Linked DNA regions of Homo sapiens: region 2 is linked to region 1. A link is a loop called in an ENCODE intact Hi-C map of the cell type or tissue named here. Cell type or tissue: mammary epithelial cell. All regions are shown on one strand.

The links. Peaks named below come from ENCODE experiments on the same cell type or tissue, not always from the same donor. Only the 100,000 strongest peaks of a DNase experiment are listed, where the experiment ranks them.
Region 2: it touches region 1 in a loop (2.0-fold over the local background); 1 of 110 quality-filtered maps calls a loop at or near these places.

The regions. Positions count from the first base shown.
Region 1 is chr10:113,105,801-113,110,800 of GRCh38, forward strand. All of the region lies in intron 5 of TCF7L2 (transcription factor 7 like 2), which reads left to right. Among named protein-coding and RNA genes, the nearest start is that of SNORA87, 63 kb to the left of the region's middle. In mammary epithelial cell, a CTCF peak has its summit at 2,834 (motif pointing left); a DNase peak (open chromatin) is centred at 1,361; H3K27ac peaks cover 839 bases.
Region 2 is chr10:112,989,390-112,994,389 of GRCh38, forward strand. The region is part of intron 4 of TCF7L2 (transcription factor 7 like 2); the gene reads left to right. Among named protein-coding and RNA genes, the nearest start is that of TCF7L2, 42 kb to the left of the region's middle. In mammary epithelial cell, no CTCF peak of the experiment used is centred here; DNase peaks (open chromatin) are centred at 1,092 and 2,902; H3K27ac peaks cover 3,782 bases.

The DNA of each region.
Region 1 (5,000 bases):
AGAGAATCTTAAAAGCACCATAAGCTGGAGCTGTTTAGAATAGAGCAAACGGCCCTTGGGGCTCTGGCAATTGATGTTTGTAATTAGTATCCTGATTTATTAAGAAGAGTTTGTTGTCTCCAGGATTAAAACAAAACAAAACAAAAAAATAGATTCTTTAGGGAGATTAATTGGGACTGTCCTGTGGGTAAGGAGATAGTAAGAAGATAGCAGTAAGTGGAATGTTACCTAACAGGTAAGGTGCAAATGGGCTCTGAGGTACTCCCTTGAACCTGGGCTTCTGACACAAGAAAAGTAAAATAACTCAGGTCAGGGAAATGGACCTGAGTGCACTGAGAATATTAATGCAAACAGACCCCAACCAGAGTAATGTGTTCACTGTGGTTGGGGTGGGTGGGTTTGTAGAATCTGTTACAGAATCTTGGAATTGTGAGAGCAGACTGATAACTCTAACCTGACCACTCTTCAAATCCTCTCTTGAACAGTGAGGAAGCAGAGGCTCAGAGAAAGAAGACTGCTGTAAGATCAAGCAATCGTGTGTAGCCAGACAGTGGGAGAATCAAGACTAGAATCCAGATCTCTTGGTTTTCCTCTTTCCCCTCGGCCACCTCCGATTCAAGGGAGAGTTTAATTTTGTGAACCATTCCTGTTAAGTGCCATTAATTTCAAGGTCTTTCTGGATTAGTGTGTGAAATTCAGTGTGTTCAGTATGAATTCACTTATTTTCCACTTGAAATCCTGATTTTTCTCGGATGCCCCGGGTGTTGATATGATGATCAGGAGGCTCGTGATGGTGATGAGGATGGATTAATATAATCATCTCTGCTAAAGGTTAACGAGAAAGCAGTGAGCTGGAATTGATACATAAAAAACACTGAAAACTTTTCAAGCAGTGAATGTGCTTTAGCGATACATAGACAATCAGATCTTACCATTTATGTGTGTATTTTGAATGATGAATGAATAACTAGTCTTTCCCAGAGGACTGGTATTTGGGAATCTTTTTATAAAGTGTTGCTTTCTGGGCTTTCATTAAAAGCTCAAACATAGAAATGTATGAAAATGATCCTTTGAAAACAAGTTTGGCACCAACACTATGTGAGAAAACTTGAAAAGTATATAGGTTGTGGATCACCAGTTCTCGAACTCAGGACCACCCTGACTGAGTTGACCATGATCAGAATGGATGCAAGAGTTCACTGGTTTTATAATTTTTGCGAAGAGCTGTCTTCTGCCCTTAGCACTCCCATGTCCTGTAACCAGGAAACAAGCCGGTGCCCTGGGTTGAGTTCAGCAAGTTTGTTTTGACTTGCAGCCCATCATGGGAGTGAAACTCTCATTATGTAATGTTAAACTGGGCCTGGAATGTCAGCAGAGCTTGGCCTGCCAAAGCTTGAAGGGTTGGTTGGGAATGGACTATGTTTAGTATGACTAATCCAGCTCGGCTGGGTACTGGGTGGGTGGGTGGCTCTCTGAGGAGGGAGGTATGACTTGGGCTATTTCAAATCTTAGCACTTTGTATAAACTCTGTAGTCCCTCCCCTCACCCCCTTCCCCTCCCACAAAAGAAGTTAAGCCTTACTGACCAACCAGTACAGTCAGGGGCTGTTGACTGATACCCAAGCCTTGATGTACACATTTGTGGTCAAGACATCAAGTTGCGGCCGGGCGTGGTGGCTCATGCCTATAATCTCAGCACTCTGGGAGGCCGAGGCGGGTGGATCACGAGGTCAGGAAATCGAGACCATCCTGGCTAACACAGTGAAACCCTGTCTCCACTAAAAATACAAAAAATTAGCCGGGCGTGGTGGCGAGTACCTGTAGTCCCAGCTACTTGGGAGGCTGAGGCAGGAGAATGGCGTGAACCCGGGAGGCGGAGCTTACAGCGAGCTTGCAGTGAGCCGAGATCGCACCAGTGCACTCCAGCCTGGGCGACCGAGCGAGACTCCGTCTAAAAAAAAAAAAAAAAAAAAAAAACAACAAAAAAATCAAGGTACATCACTTGCAATTAGGGAAATAATGCTTTTGGGTCCTGTGAAATAATGGTGTTTCTTAAAGCAGCCTATATTGGTCAAGCGTTGCTGGCAGGGGCACTTAGTAATTAAAGCAATTACACAAAGTAAACATTAGGTTCCTTAATAAAAATAGCAGTGAACCCTAGTAAAAACTGAATGTAAGGAAAGAGGTGGGCTATTTTCCTAATAAAGATTCCAAAGTATAATTTAGGGTCTGTCGGCTGACCTTCTTGGTCTTCCTTTGAGAGCCTCCAGCCCCCTTTGCCCCCATACTTCCCCACCAAGCTTCCTCTTGGCTCTTCTTAGGGGACAAAAGAATCCCGTTTTTATGCAAATGTTTTTAGCTGGAGGTAGAATAATCAGGAACCATGTTTGCACAGTGATCCTTAAACACAATGTGGACCCCCCCACCCCACCAGGCAAAGGTTGCATTTTGGTGAGGATGACAGAGCCCCCAGCCTCTGCTCCGCCTGAGGTGAAGTGGGGAATCGCTTTTGTCCCTTCCCTGATGAATGGGTGTAAAGTGTTCACTGAACCTGGAAACACCTCCTTTTGTGTCCGGTGCTCTCCTAACACAGGCCGTTAAACTTGGGGCAATCGCTCATGGTGGGGGATTGAATGGGGCCATTGTGGGGGGGAGGGGTGCACACTGAAGCCATTGTGGGCATAGAGATGCCATTGTTTTCTCAGTATTAAGAAAAGGAGTAGGACTCTAGGGACCTCCAGGCATCAGTGTGGCCGACCACTGCACTGACTGCTTTTCTAGGTTTGCATTATCCCTGAGGAACCCCCTAGCCTGAGAGGTTGGGCAAGGTCAGCCTAGGCTGGCAGCACCGCGGGGCGCCCCCTGCAGTATGGACGTGGTATTCCCTTTCCGGCCTCTGCAGGGCCAGGGCGCTCCATTTCTTCCCAGGACTGCCTGCCCTGGTCGTGGCCGTCATTTCTGCAGGGAGGTTGCTGTTTTCCTCCAGGCATCGGAGTTAAAAAGCATTTGTTCAAAAATCACTTCTTCCACTTTAGGAATAACATATTCTCCCATTCCCTGCCGGTGACTTTTTCATTTAATTTTCGTTTTGCCATATGGTCTTTCAGAGGCACTCTGATCTTAATTATAGTATTCAGCCTTTGTTTATTTAAAAATCAGAAGGCAGATAGGCTATTGAGGGTTTATCTGTACTAATTGTACCACCATACCTGCCAACTGTCCCCTTAACCACTACAATCCCTGCCGACAGTGTGTATACACAAACACACGCGCGTGCACACATGGGCCACATAACGTAATGTGTTGATCAGAAAGGAGCGTATTTCCAGCTTTAGAATTGCCGCACTGGCATTTTCCATCATGAACCCCTGCCATGTAGTGTTGACTTGAAGGGGATTTAGCCATGGGATTGGGAAGAGCAGGGAGTTAGGGTCAGAAGACCTGAGCTCAAATCCTGATTCTGCCACTTACGGTGTTATCTTGGGGAAACAATTTTATTCCTGGAGTCTCAGTTTTACCATCTATAAAATAGGGATAGTGCTATCAATGTCCCAGTAAGGGTGTGGGATTTATTTTTTAATTTTTATTTGTTTATTTATTTTTTTGAGACAGGACAGGCTCTGGCTCTGTCGCCCAGGCTGGAGTGCAGTGGTGCAATCAAGGCTCACAGCAACCTCCCCTCCTGGGTTCAAGTAATTCTTTTGCCTCAGCCTCCCAAGTAGCTGGGATTACAGGCTCCTGCCACCACGCCCAGCTAATTTTTGTGTTTTTAGTAGAAGCAGGGTTTCTCCACGTTGGCTAGGCTGGTCTCGAACTCCTGACCGCAGGTCAACCACCTGCCCCAGCCTCCCAAACTGCTGGGATTACAGGCATGAGCCACTGTGCTGGCTGGGTGTGGGATTTAAGTGAGATATTATGAAAGGCTGGTGGATGTGTTAAGCATCCTGACATCTGGTGTTCAAGAGTTAGAAAGTGAAGCCCCATACAGCTTTTATAATCAACAGGCTTAGATGCAATGGCCTCAGTTGTTTTTTGAAACATAATGTGCATATGGTTCATTTTGCTGTTTTACCTGCCTCTTTGATAACTTAAATATTCTAATTAAATCATGGCTTATATCAGAATGTATAATATTTTATAGATCTTTTAAAAAGTGACTTGTTTGAAGATTATAACATCATTTCATACAGAAAATAGCTTTGCTATGCTTACATTTTGAAAACACCTGTTGAAGCCTCTAAAGAAACATGTTTATAAAATGTTAAACACGTCAGTTATATTTTTGGTTTAAAACAAGCATGATAATTCTTGACTTCTTCCTCTGAATTTGGGAAGCTCTTCTGTTAGAGAAATCAATTTTTTTCCTCCCTGATGCCTGAATAAAGATGCATTTTAAAAAATATTATCTTTGTAGATAATAATGAACTTTTAGTTGTTATACTAGGTTCTAATAACTTTTTCATCAGGCCATCACAGTCTGAATAATTGTAAAAAAGTCAATTGTAGAAACTGTTTAAAGAATTTCCAATTCTAACATTTTCTTTGAAATGTTTGAGATTGTCTACTGGGGTTTTTTTTTTTTTTTTTTTTTACGAATTTTTTTCCTAAAAGATTTTTCAGAAGCAGTGTTTTCACATGTAAATATCTGCAACAAACAGCACTTAACCAGTCCTTAATTGGTTCTATATATTTATACGTGAGACACAGCAATAAACATGTAGTATACACATGTCTTTGGTAAAGGAAGCTCTTCTTCTCACAAGCCTGGCTGCCCCAAAATTATAGTGAAGGACAATGTCGATTCTAATTGCTGGCTTTTGACCCCTACATCTATATATTTTACCTAATTTATAGTTGGAAAAGGAGCTAAAAATGTTAAAAGGGTTCATGCCAGTAGTTTGAGTTGTTGTAGTTTATAAAGCCCTAAAATTAAGTATGGAAGTACAAGAAAGCCTATGCTATGTACTGGGTCAAAGAGAAGAAATCCAAATTAATATTAAT
Region 2 (5,000 bases), 120 kb before region 1:
CACTTTATAAAGTTACATGCTGGGTTTCTTCTATGTCCTAGAAACTGTCTTAATTCATCTTCCCCTTTACTCTTATATGAGCAGGAAGAAAAAAAAATTGCTAGTCAATGCTAATAATTATGGCATGTAATGTAATTGGAAGTGTTTCACTGACATGCTCATGAGAGTTTGCGGCTTCATCTTCAGGCTGGGATGTAGCACTAGACTTGCCTTGAGTGTCTGCACAAGCCTTTGATGCAGGTAGACCATATTATAAATAGGCGCGTTGCTATGGTGAGGATGGCAGTCCTTGCTTGCTGTGGGTAACCTTTTCTACCTTCTCGGACACTGTTTTAAAACACAGCAGCGTGATAGCATTTCATTTAATTTGGACCAAGGTGGGGTAGATGAAATGTTGAGATTTAGATCTAAAATGTTGTTGTGGTGTTTCAGGGGGTTCTGGCTCACCTAGTACTATGGAAGATTTTGCAGATTGGGCTTCCTCATGATTTATTTAGAAATAGATTTTCTAATAGATGGGGTGAGGGGAGGGTGGTGGGCAGAAGGCTGGGCTTTCTTCTCTTCCCCCTCCTCCTTTCATTGAGCGCTTCTGCGAATGTGTTGGCTTTGATGCCCCAGGAGCTCATACAGTGAAATGGAAGTTCAGGTTGGCACGTTGCAGAAATGATTATTCCTGGTAGTACGTTTCCCATTACTGTTAATAATATAAAGACAATTGCCTGCCTCTCAGGACTCCTGCACGTGGCTACAGTCATTTCTTCATGGAATTAGACACATAGCAGTGGGGACCAGGAGTGTTTTATTAGTGATTGTCCTCCTGCAAGTTTCCAGGGTATCTCAGCTTAGACACATGAATTATTTTTTCCTGTTGCTTGGAGGGTATACTTTTAATTATATTCATTCAATAACAGAGCAGTTCAGGTTTGTAAAATATTTTTTCTCCCCCAACCTTTTCCCCAGCATACATCCCCGTCCCGTAAGTTTCTGGGCAGAGACAATCTCAGGAACCTAAAGGTTGCTAAAAAATTAGCTAGTTGGCCAGGCGCATGACTCATGCCAGTAATCCCAGCACTTTGGGAGGCTGAGGTGGGTGGATCGCTTGAGCCCAGAAATTCGAGACCAGCCTAGACAACATGGCAAAACCCTGTCTCTACAAACAAAACAAAATCTAGCTGGGCATGGTGGTGCATGCCTGTAGTCCCAGCTACTGGGGAGGCTGAGGTGGGCGGGCGATTGAGCTCAGGAGGTCCAGGCTGCAGTGAGCCGTGATTGTGCCACTGCACTGCAGCCTGGATGACTGAGTGGGACCCTGTCTCAATAATAAATAAATAAATAAATAAAAAATAAAAAAAATTAGCTAGCCAAGCTGCTTATAGGTCTTTTACATGGCCAAGCCACTTTCTCACCTTTAAAATGGTAATAACGTTTCCGTACTCATCTCAATGGGTTTTGAGTGCCAAGACAGACCGTTTGATGGAAGCCCTCTGGGGAGAAAAATGCTACCCAAGACAGGCTTTTCAATTGGAGACTGATCCATTGGTGTTTTGGTCAGTTGGTGTTGAAATCCCTATTTTTCCAGCTCAGGACTGCCTCTCTCCCTGGAACTCTTCCCGAGGTGAGTTCTGCAGCCTTCCTTGGGAACTCTCAGCCTCTGGATCCCTTCTTGCCAGGTGGAGTGGACATGCCAAAGTTGTGGGCCAGACTCGGACTGCCTGGCTTGTCTCAGCACCTTTGGGGACCCACTTCCCCTCTCTGGGAACTGGGGAAGCTAACAGAGATCTTGCTAGGGGGGTGGAATCCTGTATCCATGTGAGGTTGTACCCCCAGGCTCCTGAGTGGTTTGAAAGTGGGGAACCCTGGCCGGGCGCGGTGGCTCATGCCTATAATCCCAGCACTTTGGGAGGCTGAGGCGGGCGGATCACAAGGTCAGGAGATCGAAACCATCCTGGCTAACACGATGAAACCCCGTCTCTATGTGCGTGGTGGCTGGCACCTGTAGTCCCAGCTGCTCGGGAGTCTGAGGCAGGAGAATGGCGTGAACCCGGGAGGCGGAGCTTGCAGTGAGCCGAGATCGCCCCACTGCACTCCAGCCTGGGCGACAGAGCGAGACTCCATCTCAAAAAAAAAAAGAAAGAAAAAAAAAGAAAGTGGGGAACCCCTCCCCCAGGATGAGAAGAGCCATGGGGTGAGTCTCTGCCACCGCCAAGGGGAGTCAGGCTCAGAGGCTGCTACAGGGACAGCCAGCTCTCTTTAGATGGTCCCCACCATCTAGTCAGGGCTTGTTACATATGGAGCAGAGACAGCGCAGGCTGCTGCTGTTTTCCTGGAGAAGGCCCCTGTCGGTCTGTTCAGCTGTAGCTGACCTTTCCTCCTTGTGCTTTTTGGGGAGGGAGCCTTGGAAGGAGTAGGGCACGTGGGGCACTCTGCTTCCCGGCCCCACACTGGCGAACCTATGGATTCTGCCTCTGATTCCTGAGGAAACATCACTGTGAAGGTGGAATGAGCCACATACAGAGGTGGCTGTTGGGGCCGGGGAGGGGTGAAACGCCCCCAGGGTGTACATTGCACCAAAAGCCAGGCTGCATATAGACCTCAGGATGGGCTGGCTTTTCTATTTATTTAGAAGTATTTCCAGAGGGTAACCTCATTGGCTACAAAGCATGTCTGAACAAGAGCTCCGTTGTTCATTCCCAGCCCTGTTACCCTGGCAGGATGCAGACTCCAGGCGGCCTGTTGGTCAGGCCTTGGACTCAGAGAGCAGTGAAGCCTGAGGAGGGGTGGGGGGCAGAGGCGTGAGTGGTCTAGGGCCTCAGTCCCTCCAGGACACCCCTTGCCAAGCGCAGAGAAAGCTCTGCCCATCCGTCCCCTCAGGCAGTGGGATTGGGCAACCTGGGAAGCAGTGAATGTGCGTCGGTAGCATAGATTCCATTCCGCACGCCACCCTCGCCTCCGCCCCCCAGCCCTGGGAGGGATGCATGCCCTCCGGGAGACACCCAGACCCGACAGAGAGGCCTTTGTTGGAGCTGGAGGTGAGAATCTGTGGGCGTTGGGATTCCTGGGTTCGAGTTCCAGCTCACTGCCAATTGCCCGAGTGCTGGGCGAACATTTCTGGAATCAAAAGGAGTGCAGCCTGCCCAGCAGGGCCTACGGGAGCCGGAGGCTGCAGGGTGCTAAGATTGCGTTATCTTTACCAAGTGCCCGGAGCTCCTGGGAGGGAAGAGAGAGTCCTAGGACTCAGGATAGGAGGTGGTTGGAGTTTCTCGAGGAAGACTCCATGCTTTGGTTCTGGCCCCTGGAAACCCCTCCTGAGGACTGGACCTCCAAGCAGACCCCCTCTGTGACTCCGGAATGCAGTGTTACTCTCTTATATTTTTCTTTCTTTTTTTTTTTTTGAGACGGAGTCTCACTCTGTCACCCAGGCTGGAGTGCAGTGGCACGATCTCGGCTCACTGCAACCTCCGCCCTCCGAGTTCAAGCGATTCTCCTGCCTCAGCCTCCCAAGTAGCTGGGATTACAGGTGCCTGACACCGCGCCTGGCTAATTTTTTGTATTTTTAGTAGAGATGGGGTTTTACCATCTTGGCCAGGCTGGTCTTGAACTCCTGACCTCATAATCCACCCGCCTCGGCCTCCGAAAGTGCTGGGATCACAGGCGTGAGCCACCGCACCCGGCCACTGTCTTGTATTTCTAACGTCCCCCTGACTTTTCTGATCATGTAATTCTTAACTTTCTCAAAACTGAGATTTGTCACGTGTCCTCTCCCCACTCCATTTTGTGAATCAGAGTCTTCCAGGGGCAGGACCTGGAGAATGGGTCTTTATTAACACACATGTGAAAATGCTTTTGCCAGCAAGGCGCGGTGGCTCATGCATGTAATCCCGGCACTTTGGGAGGCCGAGGCAGGCGGATCACTTGAGGTCAGCCTGGCCAACATGGTAAAACCCTGTCTCTACTAAAAATACAAAAATTAGCTGGGTGTGGTCGTGGGCACCTGTAGTCCCACCTACTCGAGAGGCTGAGGCATGAGAATCACTGGAACCCAGGAGGTAGAAGTTGCAGTGAGCCGAGATCACACCACTGGACTCCAGCTTGGGTGATAGAGTGAGACTCTGTCTCAAAAAAAGAAAAAAAAAAGAAAATGCTTTTGCCATGGGCTGTCTCCTGCTTCTGCTTTGCATTGGGCCTCTGTACCTAGGTTGCAAGATTCCTCAGGGTGCACCTGGGCTTATCGTTATCTGTAAGTTATCCCAGCAAGCACTTAAAACACAGTGTTGGACGATGAATCCCCTCTACAAGAGAGGGACAGGGCAAAAACGACACCTCTTGCCTCGCAAGCTGTCTTGGGCCAAACCTCAGGTCTATTCTTTCTTTTTTTTGAAAGTAGTGGCTGGGCACGGTGGCTTACGCCTGTAATCCTAGCACTTTGGGAGGCCAAGGCGGGCGGATCTTGAGGTCAGGAGTTCGAGACCAGCTTGGCCAACATGGTAAAACTCCATCTCTACTAAAAATACAAAAATTAGCTGGGCGTGGTGGCGCATGCCTGTAGACCCAGCTACTCAGGAGGCTGAGGCAGGAGAATCACTTGAACCTGAGAGGCAGAGGTTGCAGTTAGCTGAGACCATGCCATTGCACTCCAGCCTGGGCGGCAGAGCGAGACTCTGTCTCAAAAAAAAAAAAAAAGAAAGTAGCAGCTCTACTGAGATATTTAGAAACCATAAAATCCACCTATTTGAGGTGTACAATTGAGTGATTTTCTGTATAGTCACAGATCTGTGCAGTCATCCACACCCTCTAACTCCAGGACATTTTCCTCACCCCCGAGGAGAAACCTCCCTTACCCATTAGCAGTCACTCCTCATTTCCTCTCCCCCCAGCCCCTGGCAATCACTGTGGATTTGCCTGTTCTTGACATTTCATATAAATGGTATCATAAAATCTATGGGCTTTTGTGTCTGTCTGCTTTCACTTAGCATACGGTTCTCAAGGTTCATCCAGTATTG